6 separate regions of the Homo sapiens genome follow, and regions 1, 2, 3, 5 and 6 are each linked to region 4. Evidence: chromatin contacts called from ENCODE Hi-C data. All regions are on one chromosome and are shown on one strand. The core of a region is the stretch at or near the end of the contact, and the rest is flanking DNA. Distances in the headings are between cores, read along the strand shown. Region 1 holds the start of ITPR1 (inositol 1,4,5-trisphosphate receptor type 1). Region 2 overlaps ITPR1 (inositol 1,4,5-trisphosphate receptor type 1). Region 3 holds the start of EGOT (eosinophil granule ontogeny transcript). Region 4 overlaps CHL1 (cell adhesion molecule L1 like). Region 5 holds the start of BHLHE40 (basic helix-loop-helix family member e40). Region 6 overlaps ITPR1 (inositol 1,4,5-trisphosphate receptor type 1).

Region 1 (4,793 bases), core at 293-2,792, 4.2 Mb after region 4:
GAATCCTGCTAAAAAGTAGACATATTCTAATAAGAATTTCCTTCAGATGGCAAAACTGGGGCAAAGAGATGAAAATGACTTGCCCAAGGGCTCAGAGGCTGCTCCTAAATGGGGAGAGAGGCTATTTAAGGCAATGGCGGTGGATTTCCCCAAAGACAAGGGTTTCATACACGTAGAGTCTGGAACGGGAGTCCAGGCTGTACCACTTAACTCGAGGGGTCATTTGGGAAGTTACCTGATTTCTCTGAGCCCTGGATTGTGCACCTGCCAAATAGATATAATAAATATACCTACAGTTGGTAAAACTCAATAGCATGACGCATGAAAACTGCATGTGGTCTGGGCTCAATAAAATCAGCCTCCCCATTGATTATTATCATTATTATTACTATTGTTATAACAGATCTTTAGGCGGCGTCAGGAAGTGCCTGTCTGGGATGCTATAATGCGTTTGGCTCACCACTATGCCCCAGCGCCTGGCACCTAGTAAACACTCAGGAAACGTTTGAGGAATGAATATACGTCATTTGAGGCAAGACAGGGCAGTCGGCTGACTGCCTCCGGGCTTAGCTCTTCCCCTCCTTGCAAAAGCCGGAGCCCTAAGCAGCGTGTAGCCCGGGAGCCCAGGCATTACTTGGCAGCGGGTGAAACCCACCTTGCCCCATTCGGAGCTCTTGGAGAGCGCCCCGCCTGGATGCGCATCTCTGTGTGAGCGGCTCTTTCCTAAGCCCTTATTTTTCTGGTTTGCGGTTTATTTACTTAAGCATTTACAGCTCCCAGGAGCAGAGGGGCTGCTAGAGGTACGGTCAGGACTGAGGTCGCGGTTTGTATTTATTTTCTGCCTCCCAATCTCAGAGCCGGCAAGTCACAACACGGCTCCTTTATTTGTGCACCGGAGAGGTCTGCCTTTCTTTACCTCCTCACGGGCGATAAAAGACAAGCAACTCGGGCTCAGAAAAGTGCTCTCACGCGACTTGCCTGTGTCTCCGCTTGCGTGGACCGTCGCTCCCAGGCTTGGTTTCTCGTGCAAACCCGAGCAGGGCGGAGCAGATTAAATAAAGACACCTCGCGCCTTTAATCCTTGACCGCAAACACTGGCGTTTTTGTGCCCCGGATTTCTGAAATTCTTGGCTCGGGGAACCAAGGCAGGGGGAGGGTGGGCTTGTAAAAACTTCCCAAAGCAGAAATCCGAGCTCCTAGCCCCTCCCCGGCCCCAGTGACACCTGGATTCCAGGGAAGGGGGGCAGCCGGAGGAGAGGCGTCCCCAAGGGTTGCGGGCGCTTCCCAGGGGTGACTTTGAACGGCTGGCTCCAAGCCCTACCGACCCCAGCCAAGGAACAGGCTCAGCAGCCTGAAAGCCTCGCAGGACGCCCCTCCCCTGTCCCCGCACGCGTCTATTTAGGGCCCAGCCCGGGCGCCCAGGGGATTCTGGGACTTGTAGTCCCTCCCCGCAGCCTCAGGCGCCGCCACGACCCGCTACTTGGACTACATTGCCCAGGGAGCTTCCCGGCCTATATAAGCCACCCGGAGCCGCTTTAAAGTGCAGTAACCATGTGGATGTGCTGCTGAAGCGTTTCCTCAAGCTCGCTGGGGTGGGAGGAGAGGAGGAGGAGGAGGTGGTGGTGGAGGAGGAGGCAGGGGGTGGAGAGAGAGAAAGCGCACGCCGAGAGGAGGTGTGGGTGTTCCGCTTCCATCCTAACGGAACGAGCTCCCTCTTCGCGGACATGGGATTACCCAGCGGCTGCTAACCCCTCTCCTCGCCCTGCTCCCCCAAACCGGCGTGGCTCCCCGGGCACCAAGGTAGCGGCTGGGGCCGGGCAGAGGGCGCGGGGAGTTGGCACTGGCTCCCCGGGCGCAGAAGTTTTTGCCCCGCTCTCGGGGAGATCTTGATGGATGTGCATGCACTTGGCATGCATTTGGGGGTTCCTTTACTGCGGGCAGTTGTTTTGGGGGGAGCTCATTTGAAGCTTAAAAAACAAATATCCTCTACTCTAGTGCGTGGCTTTGGGGGCTCCCCATTCTGGTCTGATGTGGCATTCCCCCAAGTTGGAAACTGTTGCTGCAGCTGCAGGAAATAGTTCTTTTTTTTTTTTTTTTTTTGAAGAGAGGTTGTGGGGGTGTCATATGTGAGTCTGCTCAAGGAAATAATCTTTCTAAAAATGTATCCCTCTCTTGCGCTCCGTGGTTGGGAGAATAATGCATGTGTAGGGGCCCCCCGTGGGGAGGGTTTTTAAAAACGGAAGAAAACCGGAGAAGCGGTGAGGGATGAAGTGTGGACGAAGCTCATGTCCAATGAGGATGCGGGCTTCGGATACTTGGCCTTCTCGCCGGGAAACAAGTGCTTTGGGATCTGCCAAACACTTCCCTTAGTTCCAGCCTCCCGCACGTTCGAAGTTTGTGCGTGCCTAGTCTCAATTGTCAGTTACATCCTGGAAATAAGTAAGCGTAGTTACCTGGAATCTTCGCCCAAGCGATCCCACCAACCTGCCTACCAAGTTTGGGGGCGGGGGGGCTGTCCCCAGTGAAGGAGGCTAAAGAAGGTGGAAACTTGTAATTTGGAGCATTTCTGTTAGAGCTCATCTTCCGCGGTCTGGTACTCAGTCTTCTTTCTTTCTAAATATTTAGGAGCTGACTACAGAGGAGCAGGATTTGCACCCCTCGCTGGGCTTGCTTTGGCAACAGAGTGCCTGACCCAGGTCAGGTGAGTGTGGAAGCCTGAGTGCTGTAGTCAATAATGAGTTTTTGTCCTAAGCCTATTTTAAGTTCTATCTAAACCGCCAAGGAGGTGGGGAGTAAGAAAGAAAAAGAAACTCCGTGGCTCAGTCTTCAAAATTTGCCTCTGCCTTTGGTGAGGGCTTTTGGGAGCAGAGGTCCAGTGGACAGTCCGTTTCTTGGAAGTAGCTGAGAATTGAAGGAGCCTGAAAGTTTATGAGAGAGGAGGGGAAAAGGCCATTAAATGGAGCAATAAAACGGCGGCCCATTGCCGGTCTGAAAAGCATGCTGATGATTTAAATTCTGAAGGATACAGTGCATTTCATATGCCAAAATGTGTAAGCAGTATTAACTGCCTCTCTCCTTCAAGAAATAGTCACTCTTTTCTAATTTTGAACGTGTGCTTAATCAGAGTAGGTTGGATTGCAAGAAATGAAAGTGGTTGCTGCAAGTTGAAAGAATTAGAACTTTAAAAAGGGAAGTGAGTTATTGAAGCTTAAGGTGGTAGCATCCAGCCCTTGACTCAAGCCACCTGAGTGTCAAGGAATCTGGCAGGTCCCTGTTGTTTTGGGGCCCGTGGTGGAATATGAGCTGAGAGCAGCATTTATCTGTAAACACAACAGTTCCTATTTTTTCCCCAAAATGGTCAGACTGCATTTGAAGAGTGGGAGGTTTCAACGGGTGCACGTACATCACTATTGCTGCAGATTTGGCTATCAGGAGTTTTTTCTCCTGAAATGTTCAGGAACATGGTAAATAACAGGGTAACAGAGGTAGGTGGGGGTGGGTGGCTGGGTCTTAATAACTTTTTTAACATTCTAAATATTTAGCTGTTCCCTGGGCTACAATCTTTGGGCTTTTCTAATGAGAAAATAAAAGTCAGACACTTCATTATAGTGGTATAGTGCTTTTGTTTCCTGTTGATAAGATCCTCAGGAGTACTGGCGGAGTGAGAAGCATTTGGATGTGAGAACTCTAGTTTCTTCTTGGAGTTCTGTTGACTCACATGGCTGTGTGGGTGCTCATAGAGCCAAGGATTAGGCCCAGTTCCCCTTTTCAGAATTAGCTGTACAGCAAGGAAAAACTGGTCCACAGACTCTTTTCTAACTGGTTGCTAAAAATAATAAGATGGACACATTAAGTACTTGTAAGCCAGGTCCAGAGCCATGTATCTCAGAAACCCTGTGCGTCAGATGCAGGTGAAGAAACTGAGGTGCAGAGAGTGAAATCACTTGCCCAGTAGCTAGTACAAAGTAGGAGCAGGGTGTAACCTCAGGCGGTGAGGCTGTACTGCATCCCACAAATGGACCTCAGTTGATTTGGGGATGCTGGTGGTGAGAGGGAAGCTAGGAAAAATGGTAAACTTACTGCTACTGATGAAATAACTTGCATACCTCCCACCAATGATGAAATAATACATAACATTGATGTAAGAAGGAAAGGATGTAGCCACAAACATAGGGATAAAAGAGTGCAGATATTTGAGGAGGTATTAGATACTGTAATGAGTTCATTTTGGAAAGCCTGAATGGGGAGAGTAAAAAGAAACAAAACCACAAGGAACATTATGTAAGTTAAGCATTAGGCTCACCTCCTAGCTGAAATACATCTTGATTGTTTACATCAAAGAATCTGAGTAGGTTAAAAGGATCAGGCGTTTCCCCATCTGAATAATTCGAAAGTTTAAACTGCAGTTAGACTGCAATGTGAAATGTTGATACCTTTTCATATACCTTCCAGTTTGCTTTGCAGCCAGTTGTGCAGACGTTTTTGTTCTCCATTTTTTCTTTCAAGTTCATGTGTGTGTGTGTGTGTGTGTATGCATATGTACACTGAAAGTACAATCTGCTCTTTGAATAATTCAAATCAGAACAGAAAATCCTTTCAAGATATCATTCTTATCAGGCAGGGAAAGTTCTTCATGTTCTAAGTGAATTACTCTGGCTCTTGCCTTGAGACCCATGAAAGTCATTTGGGGTTGACAATGGTATCTATTTAAACCAAGTGATTGTCTTTTGGAGGGAATTGGCATCTTTTCTTTAGGAATGAGAAGTGGAATGGTTGCTTAGAAAAAAAGAGAT
Region 2 (4,504 bases), core at 1,278-3,777, 4.6 Mb after region 4:
CTACTGCACAGGATGCAAAGCCAACGGGAAATTGAGAGAACAGCTTGGCTAAAATTGCTAATTAATTTTAACTACCAGGTACTTCTTGGTAATTTGAGATTTAATTTCACAGCCCAGGATGATTATTTAATTAAAACACTGGTAACACCTAAATTTGGGGCTCTCCCCCACTTCAGTGCAGAAAAGATAAGAATGCTTGCCAGTGGGATCCCTCGTAGCCCAGCTTTTCATTATTAGATATTAAGGGAGGCACTGGGGGAGACTCTGTGTGGTGGTGATTGATAAATTTCTGGACCAGAAAATCCTTTTGCTATCTTTGCATTGAAGGCCTCCTGTGAAATGGAGAATGAGGCTTTATCCCTAGGATGGGAGCACATGGCCCATGTGGCCTGCACAAAGTATGACCTTCTTTGAAACGCCGTGTTTTAACATTTGATTGAGCACTTTGGGAGGTGGTGGTTGGATCACCTGAGGTCAGGAGTTCAAGACCAGTCTCTACTAAAAATACAAAAATTAGCCAGGCATTGTGGTGCATGCGTGTAGTCCCAGCTACTTAGGAAGCTGAGGCATGAGAATAGCTTGAACCCGGTAGATAGGCAGAGGTTGCAATGAGCTGAGATGGCGCCACTGCACTCCAGCCTGGGTGACACACCAAGACTCCGTCTCAAAAAAATAAATTGACCTTTCTATCTGGTCTACGTAACTTTTTGAATTTAATATAAAAATATTTCAATCATTTACCATTGATTAAAATGGATATTGTACATTCTAAAAAGATGCATTATTTCTTTTTATGGCTTTATGTACCCCTTGGGTGGGGCCATCAAGTCCCAGGATTACAGGTACGCCATGTAGCAGCACAAGACGCAGGGCATCAGTGCCTCTCCACCACCACTGAGGCGAGGGGCAGAGATGCCAGGAGCGGCCCTTGGCATGCTGATGGGCCCCATTCGTGTCTTCAGCACACACTCTTTAGACACTCACCCTTGGAGGTAGGGCCTCCGTGCAGCTCCACAGAGGCGAAGAACTATGCATTGAGACCTGGCCGGTGACCACAGTTCTTGGACTAAAGCAGCTTGAGAATAGAGACCTTGTCTTTCTCATCTTTAGATCCTCAGCGCTCAACCCCATGCAGGACACAGATATTGTAAAAGTTCAGTAAAAAGCTGTTGAATGGAGAAAGTCTGTGCATTTTGCATTTATTTGTTCAAAGACCCTTCTGAAATCATTGCCTAGAGGGCCAGGAGGTACATATGGCATGAAAGAAGGTGAGGAAAATTCTCATTTTAATCTGTAGTCATTTGGTCACTTGCTATTAGGAATGAGGGAGAGAAACTGTTCCTTAAACTTTCGGCTATGTGCAGACTCTTGCATTGGTTTTCTGGAGTCTTTCGAAGGCCTCATTAATGTGGACTCTGTTTGGAAATGTGTGTTTTCTATTTTTATAGAAGGTTTGCTAAGCAAATGAACATATGAAGGATTTGAAAGCCAGATTTTAGATGGATTCGCTAACATTTTAGGCAGTTTAGATTCATTTGCATGTCAGTAATAAGTGAGCTACAGGTGAGTTCCGACTGCTAGCAGTGAGGACTGTGAATGTCCATCCTCTCTCCTCTCCCCTGGTCTGGTAAGGCACGGCGGCCTTTCACAGAGTTCCTGCTTCCTTCTGTTTCCCTCTAGTCTTCAACAGTCCAAGCTGCTCCTGCCTGTCTGCCCTCATCCCCAGCTCCAGCCACACTGGAGCCTCACTGTGCCAGTGGCCTCTGTGAAATGCCCTCATGCTTGCCCAAGGGCTAACCTTCTTTAGGGCCAAGCCTTGCTTGAAGAGGATTTTAGCCAATCAATCAGTCACTGGTTGTTGGGTCTTACTTGGACACTACTCTCTCTACCGCTCCTAGATACAACATAGCCTGCATTATTCCTTAGTTAGTTTTTTATTTGTTTTCAGAGAGTCTTTCTGTCACCCAGGCTGTAGTGCGGTGGCACAATTATGACTCACTGCAGCTTCGACCTCCTGGGCTCAAACGATCCTCCTGCCCCAGCTTCCCGAGTGGCTAGGACTACAGGTGCCCACCACCACACCGAGCTAATTATTTTTATTTTTTATAGAGATGGAGTCTCACTCTATTGCCCAGGCCAGTCTCAAACTTCTGGCCTCATGCTATCCACCCACCTCGGCCTCCCAAAGCACTGGGATTACAGGCACCAGCCACCAGGACTGGCCTGTTAAAAAGAAAATCTAGATGGTCACTCTCCTTGACTAAATTGTAAGCACTTTGATGGCAGGAATTCTATCACATACTTAGGTATCAAAACTGTTTCTCCTTTGAGGGGGTCCAGGATGCAGTGACCATGTCTCTGTTGCTCACTGTAGTATCCTCAACATTGTTGTATCCAAAGTGGGACTTTGTATCTTTTTTCTTCAATTTGTTTTCCTCAATTGAGGTCAGTCTGCAAAAATAGGTAGCAGCCACCGTGAGTATCCAGGGCCTCGTGCTAAGTGATCTCTCTGCAGCTGTGCTTTGGTTTGTGGCTTCAGCAGCCCAGCCCACGTCATCCCTCCTCCCCTCGCCCTAGTGGGAGTGAGTGATCACCAGTGACCTGTCGCCTATGTGTGCCCTCTTCTGAAAAATGAGGTTTCCTCCTCAGAGTTGCATAGTCCTTGAACATGGGCTACTTCCTTGGTGGGAAGATGTGGCTGTGTCTGAAGGATTGACACAGGAGAGATGAGTACAGTCAACGATAGGCCACTGCAGCTGCACGGGAGAAAACTGGTTACAGGTGGGGAAGCACTTTGGGTTTCTCAGCTAGTCATCTCTGAAATGGAATATTTTTTAACGATCTTTTGCCCATTGCTCTGTGGTGGGAAATTGATGAATATAAGCTAATGTTAAGACACATGAATGAAGTGTTTATTCAGGGTATAGGAAGGTAGAGATTGCCATTTTTCTCCTCCAGCAGTCACGATAAGCAGCTCAGGCTTACTACTTAAGCATTTGTTATTAGGGTGCATGCAGAAGAAGAGTTGCATATCATTCTGTCCTTCCACAAGCTTTTATTAATATTGAATGTCTACTATGCTCTAGTCAGTATACTAAGGTGGTTCCTGCCTTCATAAAGCTCACAAACTAGTGACTGTGACCCTGCCCGCCCACCCACCAGTATCTTAAGCAAACACTCTATGACACCTTGTTGTCCATGTGGTATGACTGCTTGTGATATTTTTCATCTAGCTCTCTTATAGGGCTTCTATATTGCTAGATGGCCCTAGGTCAAGATACAGCTCAATGATCTCACTTGAGTTGTAATATTTAGACATGTCTCATGGAGTTTCATTATTTTAAATATATTGATGCCTTCTATTGTATACAGCAGAGGTGAGCAAACCCAGCCTGCTGCCCGCATTTGTAAATAAAGTTTTATTGGAACATGGACATACCCATTTATTTATTTACTGGTTGTTTGGGGGGTATAACGGAGTAGCTGAGTAGTTGTGACAGAGACCAGGTGGCCCACAAAGCTGAAAATATTGACACACAAAATGTCGCCGACCCCCACGGTGTACACAAAGCAACAATTATCCAGCATTCCGAGTGAGTGTGTGTGTGTGTGGGAGGGGGCTTGATTTGTTTTAGAAAGACCATTAAATGTATCCTTACAAGATAAAACTGGTCCAGGTGAGAATGACACCAGACATGTGGAATGAGTCAGTTTTCTTCCCCCTGTCTCATGCTAAGCTTTTCTTACTGTTCATTCCTGCCTCTCTGTACAGAACTTATGTATGCGGCATGCTCTTTGGGAGAAAGGCATATGTGGGCAGAAGGAAGTGAGGTGGGAGGAGGAGTTGTCCCATTCTGTTAACCAGTAGTGAGAAATACTGTTTACAGGCATAAGCTATAGACATCAAAAGGATGGGGATGGACGGGGGAGGAAACTGAATGGGCCTTTCTTAGGCTAGTTGCCAGCACCCATCAACCACTTCAGGCTGGAAGGAAAAGGAAACAAGAGGAGTGGTTTCTATAAGCTCATAAACGGGGACATTGACAGAAGAGCCTATTCCCCATTTTCAGCCTCTTAATGATCTCCTCACCCACGCAAACGCATACATGCACACGTATCTGTTAAGTGACAGAACACCTGGGACCTTAAAATTCACTTCACTTCAAGTGTTTGCAAAAGGTTTTCCCAGTATAATGCATTTTAAAATACACAGCATAATATGAGGCCCCTGGAGCAGTCAAATTCATGGAGACAGAAAATAGAATGGTGGTTGCCCGGGGCCGGCGGGAATGGGGTTAGTGTTTGATGGGGATGGAATTTCACTTGGGGAAGATAAAAAAATAGTTCTGGAAACAGATGATGGGGATGGTTGCACAGCAGTGTGAATGTACTTAATGCCACTAAACTGTATGCTTAAAATGGTTACAATGGTAAATTTTATGTTATGCATATTTTACCACAATTTTTTAAAAAAACCAAACTCATCAGCCATGTAATTTGCAAA
Region 3 (4,278 bases), core at 1,660-4,159, 4.5 Mb after region 4:
TGTGAGTTGTATGCCTGTCTTATATTTACAAGAGGAAGTATCCCGTTTAATTTTACTTTCACACCAAAAACCCAAGTGTTAAGAGAACGCGGTGTTTTAACACTCCCTCGGTTATCAGCTGCAGAGCGGAGGTTGTATATTGTCACATACAGTTTTTGGAGTATGTTTCTACATTTGTTACCTGGCAACATTGCTGCACTGGGACGCGAAGTTGTATTGGTTCCCAGCAGACCCTCGCTGTTCGTACTGTAGAAGGCAGAAGTTGTTTTCCTCCGCGGGGATTTAGAAGAGAAGGCACAAGGCTAGTGGGGTTTGGCTGACAGATGGGCTGATGCGCTTCGGTGACATGACCCAGAACCAGGCACTGGGCAGGGGATGTGGACTCTTGTCCTGTCCCAACAACAGCTCCCTGTAATGCAAGGTCACGTGGTAGACAAGGGTTAGTATTAGGTAACCTTGAATACTAATTCGTGATTCTTTATCTTCTCAAAGTAAAAACAAAAGAACAAACTTTTGTTCTGGTCATTTTATGAGTCATCTGAGCACTTGCAGAACCATAATGGCAAATAGCTAATACATGGCACCTTTTCAGTTGCTCACATTGGATACCCAATTCCCTGCCTTCATTTATGCATTATTGTGGTTTTGACCACCTACTGGTTCTGATGAGAGAGGAAATCCCGTAGTAGGAGTGATAGCCAGAGCATCTCTTGCTGAGGTGACCCCCTGAGCTGATTATAGCCCTATGGGGTATTTTGTTTTGCTGATACATAATACATTGAAAACACTGTATATAGAATTTTTTGAATGCTTAAGTGGGGCCTCCATATACACTGAGATCATTTTATCCCCCTACCTTCCACTGCACTTCACTGACACTTAACCCCGAAGACATTTGCATTGGAAACTTCGCATTATCTGTTTGAAAGTCCTCTCAGTTCAAGCCACACATTCTAAGACTCAGCAAAAGCTTATTGACACCAAGGGCATTGAATTCACCAGCACCTGTAACGTTTCTTGAAGAATGCTTGCTAGGGAAAAGTTCCCATGGTAACTGTTTTTAAAAGAGTTTTGTAGCATCAACAGGTTAGACAGGAAGTCAAAATCATGGAGCTCAGCAGCATCCCCTATAAGCACGTGCTCCTTTTTAACCACCCCTAACAAAGACACTGAAGCACCCTGTTCATAAGCCCTGATGGGCACTGGAGGGTCTGGCCAGGTTGGGCTGGATTTCAGGGGACCTGATTTGTGTTTCCCTGTGCAGTGCTCGTTTCCATCACCATCTTTAAGGAGGAGGCCTTTTCCATCCACTGGACTCTTACCATCGTGCCTGTTAAGGAACAAAAAGACAACTGCTTAGGCCTGGAGGGTATGTGGAAACCACCAGTTACCTTTGAATATACCTGTGGTGCTCGAACCTCCTTTAGAAAACCCAAGATGCCATTTTAATGATGCTTTGCTCTTGGGTATCAAATTTACTCCTTAATTTACCTCAGGAGATGTTCTAAGAGGAAGCCACAAGATTCCATACCTGCTGTTGTTGTTTTAGAGCTGGTGGATTTTTTTTTTTTTAATCCGCGGAGGAGGACTTGACCCTGTGGGTTCCTAACTTGGATGGCCATGCAGAGCACCCTTAACTTGGAAATCTATATCCTGCTGTTTAAACTTCAAGATGATTCCTATCTGGATTAAAGTCCTCAACCAGCAGGCCGAGGCAAACTCTAAAGAAAAACAAGGTCATGCTGCATTTTTTTTTGGTAAGCACAGGAATCAACAAAGAGATGTTATATAACTTCTATTTATATCCTCCTTGCTCACTATCTGCAGGCAGACAAGAGTCGCTGAGAAGGGATTTAATGAGCTCTCTGGGTTTGCTCACCTTCCTGAGCTGGTAGGAACCAGCTTGTTCTCAAATGCGTCAGTAAAGAATCTGGCTGTGGGTGGGCGGCCAGGGTAGGTGGACTGCGTTGTTGCTATGGTGTTTTTTAATTCCCCTGTCTCTCAAAGATCTCACTCCCCCCTTCCCTGACTCCTTCCTTTTGCCCCCTTCCTTTCTTTCTTTCTTTTTTTTTTTAAATCTGTAAGCTTCCTTGTTTCTCACACCTACTCATGATTCTTGGAGCTGTCTCCGGAAACAGAATATTTTCCCTCTCCTTCCTAAGTGCTCAGCTCCCCCATTGTGTAGCCCCGGGACATCAGAAGTTGTTTTCTAAGGTGTGTTTTTTCCACCCTCCCTTATTTCTTTTCCCATGATTTTTTTATTACCAATCCCTCCATGAGAGAGACCTATCCTAGGAGTCTTCCATCTTGCCTGATAGAAGTTTTCTCTGGCATATTCCAAATTCAGATTGCTCCAAAACCAGGTGAAGTCTGTTGCTAGTTGGACAGTCGGTATGGCCTGGAGGAGAAGGGCTGTTTGTATTTCCATGCATCCTCCTTTGTCCTCTTGCCCTGGGTGAAGCAATGACGTCTCTGTCTCCTCTAGTGCGTTATAAAATAGAACCGCAAGAAAACAAGAGAATGGGTTTACCCCACAATCATAATTCCTGGAGCTTGGGTAACTCCTGTTACCTGAAGGTTGCAGGTTGAAATGACTCAGCTTGCATTTAATTAAAAAAAAAAATGCTGCCCCATCAGATTCTCAGCAGGGACGACGAATGCACCTTGCTGAGAACCCTATGGCTGCCCAGGGAGTGGCCCCCTGCACCCTGGCCGGCCTGGTGGTGGCCACAGAGGCTTCTGAGATGGCTCTGTGTTGTCCATCACATTCCCACCAGAGCAGAGACACTTAGAAGATGTGAGTAGGGAGGTTAGGATGAAAAGTTCTTAGAAAAGAATATGTAGTTCCATGAGGACAGGCTGAAAAAATTTTTAAAAAGCCAAACCCACCTCTGCCTTGCCCAGAAGTTGTGCAATCCTTAATAGCAGTAGCCTGTTTGAATAATCAGAGGCAAGCTGACTTCCCTTTATTAACTTCTGTTAGAGACATCTGCATAAAATATCCCCGGATTCCAGACCAAGTAGGTAATTTTTTTTTCCCCTCTGAGTAACGGGAGGGACTTTCCCTTTGGAAATCTTCCAGCAGAGTTAACTTCATGGTTGAGACTGTTTTCTCATTATAAGGTGCCAACAGCTAGATTCCTGATGCAGGGACAGTGAAGGCGCCTCATGTACACACTTGGATCCCCTGCTTCCCTGAGAACTGACTTGATGTTCACAGTTGCCTCTGGTTCTTCTGCCTTGACCCTCCTTTTCACGGAGAAATCTATGCCCGCTCACATTTCCTGAGGTCCTCTGAGTTCCTCTTTGAAACTGTCAGAGGCTCTCTCAAAGTTTCTACCAATTTCCTATTCCTGGGTTTTAGACTTTTGATCAAGATGGCTCTGACACTGAAGGGGATAGTCCTGTAAACCCTCTGAAGTCTTCAAGCCTCGTTTTTCCCCTGGAATTCAGGACTTTAAAAATATATATATTTTATTGCTCTTCGAGGAGGATGTGTTGCAGTTGCCCTCACCATATGGTATTTGAGAAATATGTTTTTATTAGCCTCCTTGCAACACAAACCCACAAACTGTTGAGCCCAGAGCTTGTAGCTATCAAGTCTGGGGAGGGAGCCAGGTTTGGAGACGGAAGGTGCACAAATGATCATCCCTCCCGGGCTGTAGTTAATCATGCAAGCTGCTGTGTCACTGGGGCCGGGGTAGTTAACAGTTAACTCGATGGATTAAGGATCCTCAGCCAGGCTGAGCCCATCACAGAGTTACGTGCAAAAACCGGATAAGCCCGTAGAGGTGACAACACCACATCAGCTGCCTTTGGCTGGTCTGCGGTGTGCTGCATATTCCCACTTAGCAGGACTTTGAGCTTTCACATGCAGGCTTCTTCTGGCCATAAAGTTATACTTCAGCTGCCATGGATGCAAAGCTTGGCTTGAGTGTTTCGGAATTGCACCTCCTTCAGGATTATTGTTCATTCATTAATATAGTAAATTTTTTAAAAAGAGAGAAGAGGCCTTACTGTGTTGACCAAGCTGGCCTTGAACTCCTGGGCTGAAGAGATCTTTCTGTCTCAGCCTCCGGAGTAGCTAGAACTACTGGCTTGTGTCACCACAGCCGGCTTAATATAGCAGATGTTTACTTACTGAGCACTCCCTGGGTGTCAGGTGCTATACACATTGGCGTCAATACAGTCAGGGATGAGACCAACATAGCCCCTGCCCTCCAGGAGCTTACAGTCTTGTGGGAGACAGAGCTAGGAAATCAGCTCATCATCAGCTAA
Region 4 (4,256 bases), core at 1,249-3,748:
ATTTGTGTCCATTGTAGATACTCAATAAAATATATCAAATGAATCAACTTGAGCTTTGAAGGTTGGGATTGTCACAACATTAAGAGTGTTATAACCTTTCTTCTCAGACATTTTTGAGGAGTTGGAGATAGGAAACTGCAGAGTTTAGCCTGTTTGGAAGAAAGCTGGTGTTTTATAGTTTGCAGCATGATTGGAATCCAGTGACTCAACTGCCTTTGACCATGAGGTTTCAATAAGAGGCAAGAAGAACTTCAGTTCCAAGGAAAATCTCCTGATTAAAAGAGTCGTACACTGATCTCAAAAAGACTTCAATGGCAGCATGGCATGGAGTTCAAGAGTATGGGCTCTGGGGCTGGGCACGGTGGCTCACACCTGTAATCCCAGCACTTTGGGAGGCCGAGGGGGGCGGATCACGAGGTCAGGAGATTGAGACCGTCCTGGCTAACAGGGTGAAATCCCTTCTCTACTAAAAATACAAAAAATTAGCTGGGCATGCTGGCCGGCACCTGTAGTCCCAGCTACTCAGGAGGCTGAGGCAGGAGAATAGCGTGAACCTGGAAGTCGGAGGTTGCAGAGAGCCGAGATCATGCCACTGCACTCCAGCCTGGGTGAAAGAGGAAGACTCCGTCTCCTAAAAAAAAAAAAAAAAAAAAAAAAAAGAGTATGGGCTCCGGGCCAGATTATCCGGGTTCCATTCTAAAGCACTCCACTTATTAGCTGGTGACTTTTCAAATGACTTCTCTATACCCAAATGATCTCATCTGAAAATTGGAGATAATGATTGTACCTGCCTCATAGGATTATTATTATTAAGATTAAATGAATTACTGATAAAATACTTAGAACAGTGCCTGATACACAATATGTGTTATGTAGTGTTTGTTACATGAGTATTCATTCTAAAAAGTCTTTTAAAATATAAAGTAAATGCTTATAGATTTTTTTTAAAAAATTATGCATCTGCTTGAAAACTAAAGGATATTATTTGATAAAGTGCTAAGATGTTCTCAGTGCTAGAATTATATAATAGTAGCCACATCCTGGAACCATAAAGGCATTCTTAAGGAAGTTTATATTTAAAAAAGCAAAATAAAGAGCCAGGAATGAGTAACTAGTGCACAGACTGTGAAACCAGAGGATAATATTCTATATCTGTAAATACACATAACATTAAAATCCTTAATTTGACAACTGGCAGAAGAACACAGCATTGAATCTTGTATATTTTCATTTTCTCTTTCTCTTCTCTACCACATTCATTTCCATGTTACTTTTATCCTTTTCAGAATGACCAATTGCTTCCGTTTTAAACTATACTCACTGTACTTGGGATTTATTTCTCTTACCTTATACTGGAAAAAAATGCAAAAAAAGGGCATTCAGAACTTACGTGTCATTTTTATATTGCGAATTCAAGGAAAATAAATATTTTTGTGACTTTATTTCTAAGTGTTACATTTGCTTATTTTGTCTTTTCCATATTTCCCCCTTTCCCTGTCTTTGGCATGACATTTGGAATTGTTATTGGAAAGAGAATCAACTCAGAAATCAGGAAAGTTAGCCAGTGACACATTCCTTTATTACATGATGCAAATATTTTGCTTTGCTCTTTTAACATTTTTCTTTTCCATAACAAGAAGTTTTACAGCTACATTTCACAGATTTTACATCTCTGCATCTAACAGAAACATAAAATGTAGTTTGCATTTAGGTATTTGTATTTTATTTTACTAGGCAGGAATGTGGAGTGTGTTTGTGAGCTTGTGCATGTGAGCTGGAAGGAAGTGTGGTTGCCCAGTACTTCCTCAACTCATGACTGAAACTTTGTTCCAGTTCAAGAAGGAAATAAAGAGCCCTTCAAAATAGAATACTGAATACTTTCTTCATCCGCTCTATAGAAATCAGGCCAGGAAGCAAATTAAAATTACAAGAATATCCAAAACAGAATTATTTTGCTTGCTGTCTGTGTATTTGACCACTGCCTTTTATGATTTTAACCTTTCCAGACATTCTCTTTGGGGTCGGTTTTCCTTGTGGCCCATAGGAGATCCCACTGAAATCATTTACTAGTTGTTCCAGATTTCCCCACAATCCCCATTGCGCTAAGTGGCGGCTAATGTGGGAGCTGTCATGTTTGGAAAATACCATGATGCCATGAGTTAATTTCATACCTGTCACAAGATCTTGCATGCGATCCCAGGGGACCAGTGGTATGTCACACACTACTGCAAGCGTTCGTTAGTACCTCTCAAAGCAATGAACCATGGCCAAGAGATCTTGTTGCAACATATGGCAGCACCTGTCACCAGGCTTCATGACTGGCATAAAATTAACCTGTTTTCCTGTTTGATGCGCTGCTTTTTTTTGCTTATCCGTAAAAAGGATGAGAATAAATTGTATTTGGAAACAATTTACTGTTCCTTTCAAGAAGTATAATGGTAGACTTGGGTTACTGGACACAATGAATAGACAGTGTCCTTGTAGAAGTACACACACTGCTATTCAGTAAAGGTGGTATTTTATGAATTTCTGAATGGCAGTCTGCACATCTCACACAGGAAGCAACGTTTTAGTTTCTGAACTCTGTCAAACTTAGACATAGAGCAAGAAATGACATTATTGTGAGCCACATTGTGGAAGAAAAATCCAGGAAGCATGAGTTTCAGATGTGAGTTTGCCCTTGCCTTTCGAATGGTTTCAAGCAACCTTGAGCTTCCTCTCTCTTCTCTCTATATTTCTCACGCTCAGATCTTAGTATTCTAATGGGGACGCACGAAAAAGGGACCCACAGAAAAACAATATTCAGAATGATGCCGGATATTCAGTGTCTTAGAAAAATAGATTAATGGGATTTAGTCTTTAAGTCTTAAAACTGCAATTTAGCAGTTATTTTTATGGATAAAGACAAAGAATATAGTCCAGCATTTATATATGGCTTTCTACCTCAGAGAAATAGTAAAAGTTTTTTGATCAAATGATTTCTCAATAGAGAAAGTATCCGGTTTCTTGCATCATTTTTCTTTTCTTTTCTTTTCTATTTTGGATCTTCTTATATATCTTTTTGCAGAGCCTTAAGCTTCTTAAAATATTTATTTTAATCGAGGGGGGAGCTGTTTTCTATAGCTAGTCTTTTTCCTTCTTCTTAAGGTAAATGCTTCTTAGATTCTGTGAGTTTTAAAATTCATATACAGCAAAGAACAAAGATAAATTTAGCAGTCTTTTCCCTTTATGTCACTACCAAGTCTAGGGAACAAATGGTGCTGTTCTTCCACAATCTGGACTGGTTGCTTTGAATTCTGGAGTAATCAATTTTTCCTGGCATTTCTTAAATGGTCTTTTTTATTCACTGAATCTCCTTTGAAAGTATAAACATTAGTCCTTGTTCTATGGTTTTGGAAATTGATGACTGCTATTCTCAAAGGATAGTATAGTTGGAATGATTGAAGGAGCAGAGCAAAAAGCTGAACTGAAACAATGGAGGGAGGAAAGATAGTACCAGAGACAATGAGAGAAGTGGGCAGTGATTGGAAGGGAATCCGAAGTAGGGATTGGGGACTTAAAGGCTGCTTAGACTTGATTAATAAATGCTGTATAAATGAAATGCTGAGACAAGGGATAAAATTGCACTTGAGAAGTCACTTGAAAATGTGTTAATGCCTTTACTTGACAAGCATTTATTTTTTCATCCTGGGTATAAAACCACTGTAGGAAAATGTAGATCATTTTTTCACACTGAGTATTTTTTAACTGCTGATTATGGTTATGTTGTCCTAAAATCAGGTTTCTATTATCTGAAAAGAAAATAAAAAGAAATAAATATAGGTGTGTAAAGATAAGTATTTTGGAGGCATGGATCTTCAGGTGAAGTGTCATGTAATATCTTTGCTAAGTCGGGATAAAAATAAAATTTAAAACTGAAATTCATATTTAAAAAGTTCTTAGTAGAGTCTAGGCATTTTTTTTTTTTTAGTGTACCTAACAGTGATGAAAATTTTGTATCTAAAAGAATGAGGGATTTTGCAAGGGATTTTCAGGAGACTGTGGCACTGTCATGGATGGTAGCTATACCATTTTCTAACAAAGTATGTCAAGAAAATTGAACATCAGTCTTCTTACTAGAAAAGAGAATCTGTGGCAAATTATTTTATTAATAACAGCAAACTGAAGAGCCACAAAATAATTTAGATAAGAATTAAAGTGCTGAATAACTTAGATAAGAATTAAAGTGCTGAATAATTTAGATAAGAATTAAAGTG
Region 5 (4,274 bases), core at 1,179-3,678, 4.7 Mb after region 4:
GGGTGTCGGCGGAAGGGGGTACGTGTCCTGTCCTCTCCCAGTGCTTATTTCCTGCTGGAACCGTGGTTTTGACGCAGCCGTGACAGCCCTTCATCCTTATTAAAATCACACAATGAAGCAGGTCGCCCAAGATTGAAAGCGCGTTTCCAGGGCGGACCCCGGTCCCCGCCTTTGGCCAGCAAAAGTACATTCTGGCAGGGAGGGATCTCTGAGCCCCGAAGTGAGGTCATGCCAGTTAGCAGTTAGAAAAGGAGGCATTTCTCACACTTGCTAAAGAGTTTGACGCTTGTGAAATATAAACAGGAAGCGGGAGCTCTCCAAGGCGACCTGAAGGAAATACACTGCCAGTTTGGTCAACTTGTGAATGCCAGTTCTCTAGGTCGTCAAGGGCACTGCCAGTTAAGACTGATCCCCTAACTGCACCCGAGGCTACTACTCTTCGCCCAGTCTCGGCAGTGACCCCATTTTTTTTTCAATCCTTCCCACAGCCAGGTCACTCAGCAGTGGGGTGACTGACCCGAAGCGCAGTGGGAAGGGCTTACAGTCATCTCTCAACTCCCCGAACTTGCAGGGCAGGGGAGCGCAGAGGTCAGTGAAATCCCCAGCCAGGCCTTATTTTAGTCATGAGTTTCCACTGGCTCCCTCCTCTGACTGTATCAGCGCTGCTCACACCGCGGGATTGGAGTTTCAGCTGTTTTCCCTGCTCCCGGCTGAGTGAGAAGGTCACAGAGCCCGGACCTTTCCGGGGGAGGTGGGTGGGGCCCTCCGGCAGCCTAAGTGAGATTGCAGAGATCTGGGGCCGCTGGAGGAGGTCCTTCCGCCCCGGGCTTGGGGCTTTGGGTTAGCTTCTCCCCCGCTTCTCTACCTAGGCATCTCGGTTACAATGAAATTAAAAACAAAACACAAAGCAACACAAGTTCTCATTGTTTTTCCCCTCTGTCAGCCAGTGGCCTCGATACAATTTTCCCAGGGCTGCCTTTCCTTTATTGCTCAATTTAACCTCTTCCTAGAGGTTCTGCAAGTTCAAGGGCAGGATCCGTGTCGGATTCATCAACTAGTGCAGCGCCTAGTGCAGAGCAGGGGGCTCAAGAAATACGTGTCGACCGCATGATTGCTAAGATTTCCCTGTAACAGGCGGTTTTTTTTTCTTGTCTCTCTCATCCCTCCTGCCCTGGGTGCAGACCGCGAACAGCGCCGCCGAACTTCCCAACAGGCAGGGAGAGGGCCGATCCGGGCTGGCACGCCACGTCCCCGGGGTCTCAGTCCCTGGGTCAACGCAGAGAGGCTCGCGGTCCGCGGTGCTACGACCTGAGCCCGGCCACGTGAAGCGTCACGCCCTGCGCTGCTGCAGGGCAGGCGCCGCCGCCGCGGTTGTGTAACGCTGCAGCCGGAGGGGAGGCGACCGGGGCGCCTCTGCTCCGGAGGGGGCAGAGGAGGGAGGGAGCGCCGGGCACAGCGCCCGGTATCTTTCTGCGCTTGACTGGCCGGGAGGAAGGGGGTGACACTGGGGCACCCAGGGGGCTGCGCAACCGGGTGCCCGCCCGCCCGCAGGTTGTGCCCAGGAGCGGAGCTCCTGGGAGCGAGGGGCCCTCGGCTCACACCCTCCACGGTCAGGTGCGCGCGGCGTGCTCGGCGGCAGCCTCAGCTGCCCCTGCGCTTGGCCGTCGGCCCGCTTCCCATGGGGTGACATCCGCCCCGCCCCTCGGTCCCTCCCCAAGGCGGGCAATTCCTGGACGCGAGGGTGAGCAGTGGGGGCAGGGAAGCCAGGACGGAAAGAAACCCCAGCCTCTGGGGAAGGCTGGGGGGCCGGGCGACTCCCTCCGCAGCGCGCCGGTTCCTCCAAGCGGGCCGGGCGGGGGAGGAGGAAGAGGGCTGGGCTGGAGCTAGCAAGGGGATATTCCTCTCCCGGCTTGAGTCAGACGCGGGCGGATCCGTCCTCCCCCGTTCCCTCCCAGGAGACGGGAACTTACTTCATTTCCCTGGGGCAGGTTCGCCCACGTTACCAACTTCTCCCCCTCCCCCAGCACCCCCGTCCCTTCCAGCTTCCGCGCCCCCCACCCAACTGGGCAGGACCCAGGTCGTGCTGCCACCCCCTCTTCGGGGAAAGGCGGCCGCAGCCGCAGACACCTGGGGGCCGGGGCTGGGGGTGGGGGCTCCCTAGCAGCCGCCGGAGCGTTGTCCAACACGTGAGACTCATGTGATGAAGCCGGGGGAGGGCGGGCAGGTCGCTCCTTCCCTCCCCGGCAGTGGCCAGACGTGCCTGGAGTCACAGGGTAGAACACGTAGCTCCAACCCACCCACTCGCTCCCATTTAACCCAGCCCGCAGCCTCTCCATTACTCCTCGGCTTGCCCCCCCACCCCCCCACTCCGCCCTAACCGCCCCCCCCTCACCCGCTCCCTCCCGCCTCCCCGCCCGCCCCACTTCTCATTCACTTGGCTCGCACGGCGCAGACAGACCGCGCAGGGAGCACACACCGCCAGTCTGTGCGCTGAGTCGGAGCCAGAGGCCGCGGGGACACCGGGCCATGCACGCCCCCAACTGAAGCTGCATCTCAAAGCCGAAGATTCCAGCAGCCCAGGGGATTTCAAAGAGCTCAGACTCAGAGGAACATCTGCGGAGAGACCCCCGAAGCCCTCTCCAGGGCAGTCCTCATCCAGACGCTCCGCTAGTGCAGACAGGAGCGCGCAGTGGCCCCGGCTCGCCGCGCCATGGAGCGGATCCCCAGCGCGCAACCACCCCCCGCCTGCCTGCCCAAAGCACCGGGACTGGAGCACGGAGACCTACCAGGGTAAGTTGGCACTCCTTGGCCCTTCAAGCCTCAACTGCAGCCCCATGTTATGCGCCACTCTCAACTTGGAGCAGCTCCGGGCGCACCGGGAGGTTCTTGCCCGGCAGAACGCCTGCAGCCGTGCGCAAGCAGTCACGACCCTTCCTGGTCTCTCTTCCTGCAGGATGTACCCTGCCCACATGTACCAAGTGTACAAGTCAAGACGGGGAATAAAGCGGAGCGAGGACAGCAAGGTAAGCAAGTGCACCCCTAGGGACCCTGCGCTCAGCCCCTCGCGCGCGCTGAGTTTCCAAGAAAAGTTTTCTCGCTTTGAGGTTGGCGAGGGGATGCAGGGTGTGGGCTCGGTGCCTCTTCTGAGTGACTTGGAAAAGAAAGGGCAGACGATGGTTCTGGGTGCTACTCTGCTACTCTGCTCCTCTGCCGGACTGTTGCTGCGGGGCTGGGAGGATAGGCTTCTCATCTCCTTCCCCAAGCGCCCACCGCCTCCCCGTGCGTCTTGCAGGAGACCTACAAATTGCCGCACCGGCTCATCGAGAAAAAGAGACGTGACCGGATTAACGAGTGCATCGCCCAGCTGAAGGATCTCCTACCCGAACATCTCAAACTTACAGTAAGTGAGAAGCTGGCCCCTTTCCAACCCAGTCCTTTGCCCAGAGGGCGGGCGGGTCACTCGCCGCCTGCAGGTTCCGCGGGGAACTGCAGACCAGACTGGCGGATCAGAGCTGGCGGGTGGCTCTGCGGTGGGGTCCTCCTCCACAGTCCTGGCGTTTTCTGGCTGACTCATGCAAATGAGGCGAGAACCACTTGGACCTCTCCAAGTTGGCTCCAACACCAACTGGCCTTCCTTTTCAGGAGTTTAACTTCTGGTGATTTTCAGGATTCCCTAGTTTTTCTCACTTAAAGGAACACGCCAAGAAACACACACATTTTATTTACCCCTTCCCCTCTACCACTCCCCCCACCTTTTTTGTTGTTGTTGTCAAATAAGGGGACTTGCTTTGGTGTGTGATTTTTACGGCCTGTCCTTTCTTGACAGTAGCCCTCGGCTACTTCGCAGCCTTTGGTTGGGGAAATGGAAAAAAAAAAAATAGTATTTCGGGAGGAACAAAAAAGCCTGGATGAGCTGGAAGTTCTGAAAGGGTGTAAGGAAAGAAGTAGGGAAAGCCTCTTGGCTGCCAGACGTAATAGAGGTCCCTCTCTGAGTTGACACCACTGCAGGAAAATGTTATCTCTGGATTCCCCTGAGTTAAGGTCGGCAGAGGCTGCTGGAGAAATTTATCTGTCAAAGGATTTTCCTGAGGTAGTTGCAGCTTCCAAAATGCCTCCAAAGACAGGTGGCACCCGTTTTTTTAAATTATTTAATTATATATATATATTATATATATATACACACACACACACACACACACACACACACACATATATGAGTGTATCTGTCTATCTTTTTAAAAGCATGACCTACAGACTTAAAACAGCCAACCAGG
Region 6 (3,271 bases), core at 531-3,030, 4.5 Mb after region 4:
TAATTAAATTTCTGTTTTGGGATGGGGAAAAAAAGTGTCCCATTTTGGAAATGTTGATAGAGACTAGTTCAGAAATCACGAAGCCTGTGCCTGTTGGCCTAGGGAGTCAGTAGGACAGGAGGCTGTCTTCCAGCAGTTGAGAAATAGCCATGGTGTTTCATGATACTTCAGAACCTTCCTAATGAAGGACATTGGAGGGACAGTCCATGGTCTCTTTCCTTGGCTAGGTTTGGCTTCATTTGATTTGGTTTGAATGTCCAACTATTTAACTTGATTTCTAGGAGTAGGCAATAAGGCAGGAGTGAAATGAGAACCAAAAGACAGTGACCTATTTTAAATACTAGGGGATTTCAAAGAGTGACTACTGGAAGGGGGTTTAAGCCTAGCTAGAGAGAAGAAAATTACTACACGTGAGACAGCTTGAAAGTAATATAAGGACATTTTTATAGTTGAGATTTAAACATCATGGACATTCAGGGGAAAGAAAGATGAGATAGTCTTGACTTTGGTCTCTCAAAGAAGAATATTTTGGGAGTACAACCCAATAACTTCTTGTCTTGAGTAGAGTCATTGCTTATACATGGCATCTTAAGGATTTTGTGAGTTTTTGCATTGTGCTAGGTTGAGTATGATGTTTTGTTTGTTTGTTTTTGGAGACGGAGTCTCACTCTGTTGCCCAGGCTGGAGTGCAGTGGTGCAATCTCGGCTCACTGCCTCCTGGATTCAAGCGATTCTTCTGCCTCAGCCTCCCTAGTAGCTGGGACTACAGGTGCATGCCATCATGCCTGGCTAATTTTTGTATTTTTTTAGTAGAGATGGGGTTTCACCATATTGGCCAGGCTGGTCTTGAACTTCTGACCTCGTGATCCACCCACCTCGGCTTGCCAAAGTGCTGGGATTACAGGCTTGAGCCACCGCGCCCAGCCAAGTATGTTTTTTAATACCAAATTATAGCTTCATCCTAACTGGAGAGAGACGACCAAGGCTTCAAATGGTCAGTGCTAAACCCAGCAGCCAGGGAAGGTTACTTGTGTGACTTGGGGAGCCAGGCCCTTCATTCAGAGGAGAACGGTTTATGAGAGACAACTCATTGTCTATTAAAAACCTGGTCTCAGTTGTCTGTGAATGTGAGAATAGCATTTTGTGAGATGCACTTTCTTCTCCCGGTTCCCTCATGAAGCAGATGGTGTAGTCCTAGTTAAAATGAAAAGGAACAAAAAAAATACAACAGGCTTGGGGAAAGGCTTTATTTGACATCTAAGTGAATTTCCTTATTACCTCAAGTTTGCTTCTCTGCCAAATAGGGGCCTGTTGAAAGGAACAGATCAGAGTGGATTGTGCTGCAAACGGAGATGTTACCTGGGGGCAGATGATTAATTTTGATATTGTGTGCCTTAAACAGGAAACTTGCTTTCCAAGCTTAAGCCTTAAGCTAAAGTACAAAATACAAAAAGAGTGCTTTAGAGAGAATGGAACACACCTTGAAAGGGGAAAAAGGGTTCAGAACCCAGAATCAGTCATACACCATATTTTCCCTTAAGAACAAAAGCCAACTGTGCTGCATGATTTGGATTAGACACAACCAATTTATCAGTTACAGTGCATGGGGACTTTCCTACTGTTTACTGTTAATTCTGAAACTAGAGATTTTCATCTGTCTTTTATTCTTACCACTTTCTCACGGAAAATTTGCAGCTCTCCCCTAGAGACATTACTGGGAGTGGTAAGCATTGTGTTGAAATAGCAGTTCAGCCTGTTGGCCTTTGACGTCTGATTTATGACCAGCGTTTGTGTGAATGTCTGTGTGTGTCTTTGCTCAGAACTGCATAGCCACCCATGAATCCAATGGCATTGACATCATCACAGCCCTGATCCTCAATGATATCAATCCTTTGGGAAAGAAGAGGATGGACCTTGTGTTAGAACTGAAGGCAAGTAGGAATTAAAAGCAGAAGACAGTCATTTGGAAACAGTCACTTTTGTGTTTTGCCTTGGCACATGCACATGGGCAATTAGTCATGAGAGTAAATATTAAAGATAGTTCTTTAAATGAATGACCCAGGTTGCTAGTGCTGACTACGATGCAGAACTCCAACCTTTCTCTTCCACGTAAGGTATCTCATGAGGGGATAGGAGCTTCTGAACTGTTAGGTCACACAGAATGAAGATTCCTTGCTCCAAGCTAAGAAGTGAATCCCAACAGCATCGAGTACTAAATACCTTGGTTCTGAAAGTCACAAAGAGAGAAACAGTGGAAACGCCATTCCCTCTCTGGTTTCTGATTTTTCCCCATTTGAGGGAAAAGGGCCGGTTGAAGAATAGTACAACTAAGCCTATCTAGGACCAAAAAAAAAAAACCCAAAAAAACAAACATGTATTTTTACTTAATCAAGGAAATACCTTTTTCTCTTTTGTCACTGATTTAGCAGAAGGGTGGTTAATAATGTTGGTTTAAAATAAGGAAAATTACACAAACCAAAAATGTGCCTGCGGGCCTCTGCTGAGTTTCTCTGTATTGTGTACAAATGCGGGACTGCAGGTGACTGATGTGGAAGCCCCACTGACATTTGGACTCTCTATTACTCAAACAGCTTAACGGAATGAAAATCGTGACTTCTAGGTGCTAAACCTGCAGCATTTCCAAGCTGGCCTTTTTTGGATATTTGAGAAATTGATATACCATTCCTGATGTTGACTTCTAAAGTATACCCAGAAAACCCTCCCTTCTATGTAGGGGTTCCATAGGTTCTCTGAGAATCCCATGATTCAGTTTTAACAATTGAGCTTGCAGGCATCAGGTTTCTAAAGTATATTTCAAAACATGTTAGCCTTTCTGGACACATTTCCTTTTTAACTGTTCCCATGTCAGGGCATGTTGAGATTTGTCCTCTATCTGCCCATCCGCAGCAGCGAGCACTTCATCATTATCATGAAAGAGCCTAGAACTACAGGGTTTTGGCTGAAAGGTTGAGCTGTATTTATTGCATGAAGGATGTCATAGGAAAGGTCATTAGGAAAGATGGGAACACAGAAACCTGTGGGAATGGCAGTTATTTTTTCTTTACTATTTAGAACTGAGAGTCCACACTAACAGTCGATTTGGGTGTGTGGTTTAAATGGACTTTTTTTCTGCTATTTTTAATTCCTTTTGACAAATTGTGTTTTAGAGTGAATTTTAACAGATTCAACCTTGTGTACCTGGCCACCATTTATCAGAAAGTCCGAAATAAACAGAAGTTCATGTGCTCCTGGTCAGCATTTGAGTGACTTT

Evidence for each region. Hi-C counts contacts between places; a loop is a spot of excess contacts on that map. Pooled maps may share reads with other maps.
Region 1: a loop to region 4 is called in a pooled map, with 4 times the contacts of the local background. The contact joins the promoter of ITPR1 here to the enhancer-like site in region 4. A Hi-C loop is called at or near these places in 3 of 37 single-sample maps with no recorded cell type and 3 of 50 pooled maps.
Region 2: a map with no recorded cell type shows a loop between it and region 4 (9-fold over the local background). The contact joins two enhancer-like sites. A Hi-C loop is called at or near these places in 4 of 37 single-sample maps with no recorded cell type and 2 of 50 pooled maps.
Region 3: a map of GM12878 shows a loop between it and region 4 (13-fold over the local background). The contact joins the promoter of EGOT here to the enhancer-like site in region 4. A Hi-C loop is called at or near these places in 1 of 168 maps with a recorded cell type or tissue (GM12878), 8 of 37 single-sample maps with no recorded cell type and 5 of 50 pooled maps.
Region 5: a pooled map shows a loop between it and region 4 (15-fold over the local background). The contact joins the promoter of BHLHE40 here to the enhancer-like site in region 4. A Hi-C loop is called at or near these places in 3 of 37 single-sample maps with no recorded cell type and 5 of 50 pooled maps.
Region 6: a pooled map shows a loop between it and region 4 (18-fold over the local background). The contact joins two enhancer-like sites. A Hi-C loop is called at or near these places in 3 of 37 single-sample maps with no recorded cell type and 2 of 50 pooled maps.

Annotation. Positions count from the first base shown.
Region 1 is chr3:4,491,806-4,496,598 of GRCh38, forward strand. ITPR1 (inositol 1,4,5-trisphosphate receptor type 1) reads left to right here and starts at 1,543. Exons shown (of 62, transcript NM_001378452.1): 1 at 1,543-1,800; 2 at 2,626-2,701. It overlaps ITPR1-DT (ITPR1 divergent transcript), which reads right to left and starts at 1,358. Exons shown (of 2, transcript NR_108075.1): 1 at 979-1,358. RefSeq lists silencers at 1,612-1,881, 3,180-3,474.
Region 2 is chr3:4,831,969-4,836,472 of GRCh38, forward strand. The region is part of intron 60 of ITPR1 (inositol 1,4,5-trisphosphate receptor type 1); the gene reads left to right. All of the region lies in intron 2 of LOC124906209 (a long non-coding RNA gene), which reads right to left. Among named protein-coding and RNA genes, the nearest start is that of EGOT, 83 kb to the left of the region's middle. RefSeq lists an enhancer at 2,705-2,974. Within about 2 kb of position 2,528, at least 2 of the 41 ENCODE cell types and tissues checked have a DNase peak (open chromatin) inside an H3K27ac peak, as active enhancers do.
Region 3 is chr3:4,748,681-4,752,958 of GRCh38, forward strand. It overlaps EGOT (eosinophil granule ontogeny transcript), which reads right to left and starts at 2,910. Exons shown (of 2, transcript NR_004428.1): 1 at 2,266-2,910; 2 at 512-1,330. All of the region lies in intron 44 of ITPR1 (inositol 1,4,5-trisphosphate receptor type 1), which reads left to right. RefSeq lists a silencer at 109-301 and an enhancer at 963-1,032.
Region 4 is chr3:276,258-280,513 of GRCh38, forward strand. The region is part of intron 2 of CHL1 (cell adhesion molecule L1 like); the gene reads left to right. Among named protein-coding and RNA genes, the nearest start is that of CHL1-AS2, 81 kb to the left of the region's middle. Within about 2 kb of position 2,499, at least 4 of the 41 ENCODE cell types and tissues checked have a DNase peak (open chromatin) inside an H3K27ac peak, as active enhancers do; they include GM12878, where a contact is called at or near this core.
Region 5 is chr3:4,977,009-4,981,282 of GRCh38, forward strand. BHLHE40 (basic helix-loop-helix family member e40) reads left to right here and starts at 2,429. Exons shown (of 5, transcript NM_003670.3): 1 at 2,429-2,790; 2 at 2,954-3,023; 3 at 3,293-3,400. The coding sequence starts at 2,711. BHLHE40-AS1 (BHLHE40 antisense RNA 1) reads right to left here and starts at 2,953. Exons shown (of 3, transcript NR_125916.1): 1 at 2,787-2,953. RefSeq lists enhancers at 651-840, 961-1,010, 1,141-1,260, 2,561-2,710, 2,818-3,412 and silencers at 1,371-2,140, 2,351-2,410.
Region 6 is chr3:4,775,444-4,778,714 of GRCh38, forward strand. It overlaps ITPR1 (inositol 1,4,5-trisphosphate receptor type 1), which reads left to right. Exons shown (of 62, transcript NM_001378452.1): 48 at 1,821-1,931. Among named protein-coding and RNA genes, the nearest start is that of EGOT, 25 kb to the left of the region's middle. RefSeq lists an enhancer at 1,201-1,270. Within about 2 kb of position 1,781, at least 7 of the 41 ENCODE cell types and tissues checked have a DNase peak (open chromatin) inside an H3K27ac peak, as active enhancers do.